Regions from separate parts of the Mus musculus genome. Here region 1 is linked to region 2. A link is a loop called in an ENCODE intact Hi-C map of the cell type or tissue named here. Cell type or tissue: heart. All regions are shown on one strand.

The links. Peaks named below come from ENCODE experiments on the same cell type or tissue, not always from the same donor. Only the 100,000 strongest peaks of a DNase experiment are listed, where the experiment ranks them.
Region 1: a loop joins it to region 2, with 2.3 times the contacts of the local background. A loop is called at or near these places in 1 of 42 quality-filtered maps.

What each region holds. Positions count from the first base shown.
Region 1 is chr15:75,921,430-75,926,429 of GRCm38, forward strand. Pycrl (pyrroline-5-carboxylate reductase-like) reads right to left here and starts at 131. Exons shown (of 6, transcript NM_025412.2): 1 at 1-131. The coding sequence starts at 37. Gfus (GDP-L-fucose synthase) reads right to left here. Exons shown (of 11, transcript NM_001357005.1): 6 at 4,895-5,000; 7 at 4,700-4,764; 8 at 4,364-4,430; 9 at 4,154-4,233; 10 at 3,856-3,955; 11 at 3,254-3,565. The coding sequence ends at 3,510. In heart, a CTCF peak has its summit at 2,045 (motif pointing left); DNase peaks (open chromatin) are centred at 1,992 and 4,835; H3K4me3 peaks cover 571 bases; H3K27ac peaks cover 658 bases.
Region 2 is chr15:76,348,416-76,353,415 of GRCm38, forward strand. Sharpin (SHANK-associated RH domain interacting protein) reads right to left here and starts at 2,695. Exons shown (of 9, transcript NM_025340.2): 1 at 2,066-2,695; 2 at 1,640-1,814; 3 at 1-20. The coding sequence starts at 2,263. It overlaps Maf1 (MAF1 homolog, negative regulator of RNA polymerase III), which reads left to right and starts at 2,879. Exons shown (of 8, transcript NM_026859.3): 1 at 2,879-3,244; 2 at 4,005-4,137; 3 at 4,231-4,359; 4 at 4,432-4,597; 5 at 4,723-4,844; 6 at 4,926-5,000. The coding sequence starts at 4,055. In heart, CTCF peaks have their summits at 2,232 and 4,839; DNase peaks (open chromatin) are centred at 2,336, 2,806, 3,316, 4,396 and 1 weaker place; H3K4me3 peaks cover 3,329 bases; H3K27ac peaks cover 2,091 bases.

The DNA.
Region 1 (5,000 bases), 430 kb before region 2:
AGCCCACACGCCGAGGTTCAGACATTGTCGCCGCCATCCTGCTCTGAGCTGGCCTTCTCTCGTCCTTGCGGCAGCGGGTCCCGCCCACTAGAACTGCTTTGACCGACAGAAGCGACTGGGCGGGTTTGGGAGGACAGAGGGGCGGGGCGGGGCGGGGCGGGGCGGGCGCAGACACTTGGATTTTGACGCTTGAGGCGGGATTTCCCCCAAGCTTTGGTAAACCATTGGTCAGTGATTTTGCTGAGGGGAAAGAAGAGAAAGGAAGGGGAGCTAGTCCTAAGCAGGCTGTCTAATTCCTCCTGAGAAGCCTGAAGCTAGCTAGAGTCTCTCCAAAACCCTTACAGAGAGATTTAGAGGGGGAGAAAAACAAAAAAAACAAAAACCAAAAAACGCTTGAACCACTCCAGGATGGGCCTGGGGTGTAAGGTAGGTACTCCAAGCTCTTGCCTAGCTTGGGTGCCTTGGGTTCAGTCCTCGGAGTGGGTTCTGGTTCTCTACATTAAAAGCAGCACTAACCATCAGTCACTAATACACAGCACTTATTTTTTAATTTAAAAAAAACTTTTGAGTGCTTTAGTGTCTCACCAAAATAGTTATCTGTATTGAATTCCACATATAGTGACATTTAGTCACTTAGCTGGCTATATGTATAGTCATTTAGCTAAAGTGAGAGCAGAGGAAAGAAAAAGCAAGCAAATCAAGAAGCCCAAAACAGAAAAAAAGGCAGGTTTTCATGAGCAATCAGAAGCCTGGCTGTGGTGGCACACACCTTTGGTCTCAGTCCCAGGCAGGTGGAGCTCAAGTTTGAGGCCAGCCTGGTCTACAAAGCAAATTCCAGAACAGTCAAGGCCACAGAGAGAATCCCTGTCTAACTAACTAACTAACTAACTAACTAAATAAATAAATAAATAAAATGATCAGGATCCCAGCCTTCGTCTCATCCAAATTACCAATTCAAACAACCACCAGCATACAGGTGGTTTGTTGCTGTCTTGTTTTGAATGTGCATAATTAGGCAAACTAGAACACAGCACTTAGAAGGGCAGTGCATGCTGTCTTTGGACTGTGAGGTCCCACAGTAAAGATGGTCATCTCCTGCTTGCCACAATTGGGATGTGATGGCCAGTCCTTCCCTCTCTCTCACTGTGCGAGGTGAAGAGTTATAATTTCCTAATCTTTCCCCAGACCCCACCTGAAGCCTACAAGCACTAAGTCTGCCTGACATTAGATGGACACCTGTAAAACCAGGAGCTAAAAACTACAGCTAAATAAGGCTTTTCCTTCTTAGACATTAACTGTCTCAGGTAGCAACAGGGAACCTGCAGAATCCTCAATATGGAGACAAAAATCCATTCTATGGGGTGAGGGACATGAGTGTAAAGAACTTGTGTATTCTGGGCGGCACCCAGAAATGTTCAAGGCTGAGACTTGGCCTCAAGTCTGTCGGAAAGTGTATGCAGCTGTCTGGCCAGAGTGATCAAGGCACTCTGATTCTTAGGACAGGGTGCATTTCTTGACATAATGACACGTTTAACACTGACTGGTGGTCACTGGACAACTGAGTGTCTGGCAAGTTCTGATAGACTCAGATCAGCTCTTCCTGGGGGCTGGGAGCTACATCCTTAATTCCTTCCTTAATGTCCTGGCCTGCTTGGTGGATGCTCATCAGAGGGTGAGGTTTAAAGGTGGAGATGGGTGCTGGGAAGGCATGGGCCTGAGGTAGGCTGGGCGGTACAACATAGGAGGGGACAGCTGACACTGCTCTAAGAGGATGAAAGACCTGGCAGGTTGTGACTGTCCTGCTGGAAGACAGAAGGCCTCAGATGCAGGCTGAGAACCAAGGGTGAGGGAAAACATTTGGATATCTTAATACTTCAGGGAGGTGAGAGGCAGAATGTCTAGGAGGGTTGGGCTGAGTGGAGAAAGCTGAGCAAATTATGAGACCTAGCAGACTGGCTGAGCGCCTGGGAAGGAGGCACTGGGTCGAATGGGTGTGGCTTCTGAAGATCCACCATAAGGCAAGGCAGCGCCTTCTGGTGGCAGCTCCCTAACAGGACATGGAAGGAAACTTTTTTTTGCTCGTTTGCCACTAAATCCATCTAGGGTGCCAAAATACACAATACACAGGAGGCCAGCAGCTCTCCAGGAGTCCTCCAGGCCCTCAGTGCCAGGCTGGCCATGCAGCCTTATACACTGAACAGCTACCAGATTCTTGGCCTGTCCAGTGTTAGTCATTGTCCGGCTACCCAGAACACATCCTGTAAGGCAGCCTAATAAATCACCTTGCATGTGTTAACAGTTCTGTTCCTTTGGAAAACCCTGACTTGTCCAGCAGCTCGTTGTCAGCTTCAGCTATGTGGCTGGTGGGTGATTCATCACCTGGGAAAGTCTTAAGGTTATTACACACATGCTGACGGTCACTTCTGTCTGCCTGGGGCTGTAGCTCTTGAGTCTTGAGACTAAATGTTCTCTGCTCTCCCCAATCTTCGGGGACAGTAGTAGCTCCATTTCAAGATTGAGAGGTGTCAAGGGGCCTGTGACTTCCAACCCCTCATGGTCAAGAAACAATCCTAACAGCCTTAGGTGAATAAATTCTAAGATGAGAGCCTGAAAATGACCCAGAGCTGCAGTAGTCAAAGACGACCAATATCAAAGTGGCCTGGCCCTAACTGCAGCAGCCTTAGGTACCCTAACTAGCCTGGGTTTGACCACCTAAGAAGGAATCGAATGGAAAGGCCCACAATGTTACCACACAGGTGGCTAATGCTGTCCAACAAGGCCAGGCCTGCGATGGGGGTGGGGGTGGGGGGTCTAGAGAAATCTGGGTCACCCATCACCAGTCTTCCTTGCAGGTCCATCCTTGTGCCCCGTTGGCCCACTGAATCTGTCAAAATCAAGACCTATCTTCCTTCACCGCAGTCTGCAAGTCTGAGGAAGAGTGACCTGTGTGTGACCACAGGTGAAGGGCTAAGCATGGCTAAGCTACAGGCTAGATTGTTGGGGAGGTCCCCTGCCCCAGATCTGATAGCACTGACAATTCACATCAGACACAGGCTACCTGCTGCCTGACCTCCTAACTCCACCCTCTGGTCCTTCACACAGGGACTCTTGTCTTGGGCCCAGTAGCTCTTAGGAGCTAAGTAAGTAGCATACAAGGGGCAGTGGGTCCCAGGCCAGGCCAGGCCAGGCCAGGCCAGGCCAGGAAGGCTACACTGTGGGGAGGAGAAGGCTGGCCCAGCTTCTGAGTCCAGGCTCATGAAAATCCATTTTATTGGTTTCTAGTCCAGCAGGGACACATGGAGGTTGGGCAGAAGCAGACAAGCAAAATGTTGGTCTGGCCTTTCCCCAAGGATGGACATGGGCCCTACTGGACAGCAGCATGGAGGATCCTGGCAAAGAGGTCAGCATATGGCTCAGGTGGCTGGATACTGTCCTCAGTTCTTGGCGAGAACTGGGGGTGGTGACCACTGACTGGGCATCGCCAGGCGAGCACTTGCTTGCCCCGCGCCTTACTTCCGGGCCTGCTCATAGTTGTCGGTGAACCAAGTGCAGGTTTCCTTCACAGCTGCAGAGACAGACAAGGGAGAGCCAGTAACTACCCTGCCCCACAGGAGATAGAATGTCCCCTCCCCCCATACCCTAAACTATAGTGTCCTGCTTCTCAGTGGGGAGAGGCGCTGTAAAGGGTCTGGTGACCAAGCCGGCAAAGCAACAGACCCCATGGTCCCAGTACAGAGGCTAAGACCTCAGCAGGGAACCGGGAGAAACAGCTGTTGCTGAAGCCAGGGGCTAACTGGCAAAAAGCCTGAAAGCAGGTTGGGGTGGTTAAGGGTTGTGGAAGGGACAGGAACTTACCCTGCTTGAAGGGTGTGAAACGGAAGTCGGGCAAGTAGGACCGCAACTTGCCATTGCTGGCTGTCTTCTTATATTGCCCATCTGACTTTGTTGAATCAAACTGGATGCCTTGGTCAAGACCATAACAGAAAGAGTACTATTTCCCCCACTATATCCCCCCACCCCCTCACCCTACCCACCGCTGCCAGGGCAAGCACCACCAGAAACAAAATGGTGTTGTTAGCCATCCGACATGGGAAAACGGAATTACTCCTCCACACTGCCTCACCAGCATCCCATCACCAGAGCCAAAGGATACAGTGACTTCCCCATTGAAGTCCATGGCCTCCACTACAGCCTCAGCTGCCTCCTTGATGGACACTTCATCTTCCTCACCCACTGTGGGGAACCATGGGCCAGCAGTCAGTCAGGCCTCCCTGTCCAGACCCCTAGGGGCATGTCTGCTCCCACTCCTCAGGGTAGACGCAGGTCCTGCCTGCTGTAGGAGAGGCAGCTGCCGGATGCCCACCTGAGAGGATGATGGGCTCCACCTCACTGTACTCCCGTAGGACCCAGATGAAGAGCCGGGCGAGGTCCTGGAGGTCAAGAGGTCAGGTCAAATCCATAGGTGAGTGAGCACTAGATGGCCCTAGTGGGAAGGCTGGACCACTGTTCCTGCTCCCTTGGGAGCACAGCCAGGGCTCACCCTGATGGAGGTCCCTCACTCGGGGCACACTTTCTCCTACTGAGCCAAAGTTGTACTCTTGGGGACTTGGCAAGGTTCAAGGATGGTTTCCTAGGTCTCCACCTCCCACACAGCTTTACTGGGAAGGCCATGCTCTCCCCCCCTACTCCCCAAACATACCAGTGAGTAGATGAACTGCCTCCGCGGCTTCCCTGTACCCCACACCGTCAGGGCCGAGTCACTACCTACGGATGGGGCGGGTGTCAGAGCTCTGCGGCCAGGCCCGGTCCGGTCCCCTGCCCACCCCACAGCTGCGCATGAAGCCCCCACAGGCAGGTAACCTGGGCCAGGCGTGTGCCGGATGGCTGCACTCACTCTTGGCCAGGTGCACCTTATGGATGAGGCCGGGTAGCACGTGGCCATCTTCGATGTTGAAGTTGTCATAAGGCCCAAAGACATTGGTAGGGATGACGGCGGTGAA
Region 2 (5,000 bases):
TGGGGCTGGGCTGCCACTGCCTAAGAGGAAAGATGTGGATTAGGCTAGTGGTATCCAATCTCAGGTTTTTAGAACCTTGGCCTTCTCTGCCTCATCCTACTATCCTTAGGCCATAATTCAGGCTAATCTTCCTCTCCCAGCCTTGGCCCTCAAAACAAAAACAACTCTCAGTTGGAGAGAAATAGGGCTTTTTTGTGTAGCATGGGTGTTCTGGAACTCACTGTAGACCAGGCTGGCCTCGAACTCAAAGATCCCTGCCTCCTGAGTTGCAGGGATTAAAAGCATGCACCACCACTGCCTGGCTTAAAGTGCTTTTCATACAGACATAGACCTGAGAGTTCAAATTCCCCAAACCATATAAAGCCAAGCATGGAAGTATAGATCTGTAATCCCAGTGTTCATATGGTGAGTGAGTTGGGGGTAGAGGCAAGAGAAATGAAACTCCCCAACAAGGTGGAAAATGAGGACTGACACTCGAGGTTGTCCCAGGATTGCTCTCTGACTTCTTTATGTGCTATGTACATGTATGCCTCTATACAAATACATGCGCACCACAAATACAGACAGACACACACTCACGTGTGTGCACACACACAGGAAAAAAGAAAAAAAGTAGTCCCCAGTTGGATGGTACACATCTATAACACCAACACTCCGGGAGAACAGGTAAGAGGGTCACTGACAGTTCAAAACCAACTTGAGCTACACAGTGAATTTGAGATCAACCTGGAATTCACATTGAGACCTTGTCACAAAGAACAGTATTAAGGGTTGGGTACACACATCTGGCAAATGAACGACAAGAGAAAGTCTCTCTTTCAATGCTAAGGTACCCAGGTCTCATGTCAGGCTCAGGGCTTCCTCCGGTGTTTGTGGGCTTTCCTACCTCTTACCAGGGCACTATCTACATCAGTGGTTCTCAACTTGTGGGTTTCAATGCTTTGGGAGTGGAATGACCCTTTCACAGGGGTCACCTAAGACCACTGGAAAACATACTTACACATTACAATTTATAACAGCGGCAAAATTACAGTTATTAAAGTAGCAATGAAAATAAATGTATGGCTGGGGGCCATACTGTATTAAAACTATATTAAAAGGTTGAAGCATTAGGAAGGTTGTGAACCACTGGTCTACATCCAAGGCCCTCTTTTCTCTATGCTTCTCCTGGTGACTTTGGGTGACTTCTCCAACTCCCAGTCTTTACCTCTCCAGAGTCCCAGCCATGTCCATGCTTTTCCAAGCAGGCACTGGATATAAGCCTCATACTAAGTGGTTCTTCTAGCTCAGTCATAATCACTAACTCTTCCATTTGAACAACCACAAGACCTATCAATTCCATCTCCTAAGATCCTCTGGCCTCCTTTAGCCTTGTCTACACTGTGGAGTTTCTATCTTTAAGTCTCTGTTGTTTTTCCACTGAATACAATCCCATTTTCCTTAAACTCTTAGTCCTGCAGCAATGCTTGCTCTTCTTTTTCTTACTTGTCTGGTACTGGGGTCAGCTCTTGAACCTCTTATTTCTCCACTTCCTTCCTCTTGGAAGCCTTCCTAGGTGCCCAGCTTTTCCATCACTACCCCCAACCTCGACCAGGTGGCCCGGACATATTCAAATAAGCATTTATTTCACAACACTGACCATTTTGTCCTTCTGCGGTGGCATCTCGCACCAGTGCTGCCCACTGCTGTGCTTCCTCGGGGTCGAGGAAGTGCACGCTGAAGGTTCCAGGACCTCCAGGGGGAGGCTGCAGCTCGTGTTGGTTAGGCCCACGGACGGTGTAACAAATAGCCTCCAAGGGCCATTCTAAACTGACCTGAACAGGGAAGAGTACTCGGTCGGTGGTTCCTCTTCGTTACCCACACGAATGTGAAAGGAAAAGGAACGAGGTAATCTTTACGGCTCTGAACTTTTCTCGCCTGTTATCTTACCAATTCCTCACAAGATTTGTAAATTAGGTATCAGCATTATTCCCACTTTTACAGGCAATCAAGAAAAATAACTGCTTAAGGACTGTCGTCAAGGTAATCGAAAGAAAGTTGATTCCAGAATCGGGCCCACACTCACCGCCCCAGGCTCGGTGCCTAACAGTCCTAGCCGGAAGCGTCCAGGCCGCTCAGGGTCCGCTATCAATTGCAGCTTCCGCGGCTGCGCTTCGGCATCCTGTCCAGCGCCCAGGGGCCTGACCGCCGCGTGCACTGCCAGGAGCACCACAGGTGAGGCAGGGTCTGCAGCCACTGCCGCACCGCCGGCGGGCGGCGACATTTCTGATCCGGCGGAGTCCTGACTCTCCGAGAGTGCTTCCGTGATAGAGAACTGTCGAGTACTTCCGCCGGCCAGAAACTCGGACTGTGAGCCTCGGTTCCGGATGCCCCAGAGCTTGGAGAACAAGAAGGACCCGATGCTGCGCACTACCAGAGCCTGATGGCTCGCTAAGCGATAGGAATGGTCCCAGATCTCCAGGCACGGTCCGGCCAAGCTAGTCACCTTTCAGCAGGACCCGAGACAGTGTCACAGACCGGTCACCGGTCACAAAAAGAAGGCAAGGATGAACTTTTCTTAAAGGTTCGAACGAACGACAGCTGCTGCCCTACACAAGACAATACCAGTTCCCGGAAGGAACCAGGCACCAATGCACACAAACACACATAAGCACAGCAGAGGCTCTTCGTAACCGTGGACCACTCTAGGAAGAGGGTTGGCTCCTGGGGGCGGGGCGGGCATGGTTCTAACCAATCAACACCAAGAGGGGAGGCGGGTTCGTTAGCGAGTGCGAGACAGACAAGCTATGCAGCCAGTAGAAGTGGAAGGTGAAGCCGAGTGGCGGAGGAGTCCACCAATAAGGTTTCTCGTGGTCTGGCCCTGTGGTTAAAGTGGACCATTCAGAGGAGTGGGGTTGGGCCCGTCGGACGCTTGTTGTTGTCGGGTCGGGGGAGGCGGAGGTCGCTGTTTCGTTCTCTGGCTGGTACGATCTCGGCGGTCCGCGGCAGGTTGGTCGCGAAAGCGGGCGTTGCAGGGGGGCGAGGCTATGTCGCGGCTGCAGCCCGTATGGGCCGGCAGGGCCTGGAGTAACGGGACGTCGCCGCGAAGCTTCTTCCCCCGGATACAGTGCGGCCCGAGTGGAGGCCGCGGCGCCGCCCTCCAGTCCTGAGGAACCCGCGCTGCGCAAAGCCCGCGCCGCCGTCACCTCGGCACCGACACTAAACAACCCGTCTACCCTGGCTTGATCTAGCCCAATTCTGGCAGGTGGGTGTCCGCCTTGTGCGCCAAGCGGTCCGGGCTTGCGGGAACCACAGTCCCCGGCGGGCCTCGCGCTGCTGCAGTGCCTCATGGGACTTGTAGTTCTTATGCTGCTTGGGGCTGGAGCGCCTCTCTTGGTGCACTGCCTCCTGGGGCTTGTAGTTTCCCGCTACGAATCTGCTGGTACCTCTAGGCTTGCAGGGCAGCAATGCCAGGAGACCACTGGCCTGCGCCAGCAGAGGTGGTGTGTCTGCCCATCCTACACACTTCGACGTACGAAGTACGAATTAGGCATACTTGCAAATAGAATTGAAGAATTCATGGGTTTCCTCCTCTTGACAGGAAGCAGTGAAGCAACCCATAGAACCCGGGAGGAGCACCCATACAGGTGACCCTCAAGGCTTGAAACCCCAGATGCCCCGTTCCGAACCGGATAGCAGGTTCTTATTGAGGACCTTACAACAGTCTGAGGATGCCTGCAGAATGTCAATGGAGTAGGAATGTCGAGAGTGGGTGGGGCCCCCAGCCAGCCCCAGTATATAGTACTTGAGATTGAGGTAGAACCTGGACATGCCATGCTCATGCATAGGATCATCTCCCTGTCAGCCAGTGCTGAGTTCTCAGGGGCAGGTAAGGTGAGGAAGATGAGCTCCATGGTGGACTCAAGGTTAGCTCGAGCTGCAAACAGTACTCTGCTAGTGGGTGGAAAGGCTGAAAGTGGAGCCCTTTGGAGCTAGGTAGCCATGCTGGCTTCCCACATTCCCAGGTAGTGCTGCCCTAATCCCACTGGCACAAGAATCTCCCTTCCCAAAGGACATGAAGCTATTGGAGAACTCCAGCTTTGAGGCCATCAACTCACAGTTGACAGTGGAGACTGGAGATGCCCATATTATTGGCAGGTGAGGCTGGAGGCTCTGGGGATCAATCTGTCAGAGATCACTATCGTGGGCCTCGGGGTTAGCATGCTTCATGACTCTGCCTGCGTTCTTTAGGATTGAAAGCTACTCGTGTAAGATGGCGGGAGATGATAAACATATGTTCAAGCAGTTCTGCCAGGAGGGCCAGCCCCATGTGTTGGAGGCACTGTCCCCACCCCAAACTTCAGGCCTCAGTCCCAGCAGGTAAGCTGAGGTGGAGACTACCTTCTGGGGTATGTGGGACAGTGGGCAAGGCTGACATTTTTCTCTGTTCAGACTGAGCAAGAGCCAGGGTGGTGAGGATGAGAGTCCTCTGAGCGACAAGTGCAGCCGCAAGACCCTCTTCTATCTGATTGCCACCCTCAATGAGTCCTTCCGGCCAGACTATGACTTCAGCACAGCCAGAAGTCATGAATTCAGCCGAGAGCCAAGCCTCCGCTGGGTAAGGATGAACAGAAGGGCCCCAAGCCATGTGGTCCTTCTCATTGCCATCCCCACTTGGTGTGGGTTCTTGGGCTCTCCCTGCTGCCCTGGACCCTTGTCACCCCTGACTGTCACCTCCTGTAGGTGGTAAATGCAGTCAACTGCAGCCTGTTTTCAGCTGTTCGTGAAGACTTCAAGGCCCTGAAGCCACAGCTGTGGAATGCAGTGGATGAGGAGATCTGCTTAGCTGAGTGTGACATCTACAGGTGGGCTCACGTCTTTGCAGCTGGGCGTGCACATGTGTATGGCAGTGGAGACCTCATCCCTCTGCTGTTTTCTCTTTTCAGCTATAACCCAGATCTAGACTCCGACCCCTTTGGGGAAGATGGAAGCCTCTGGTCATTCAACTATTTCTTTTACAA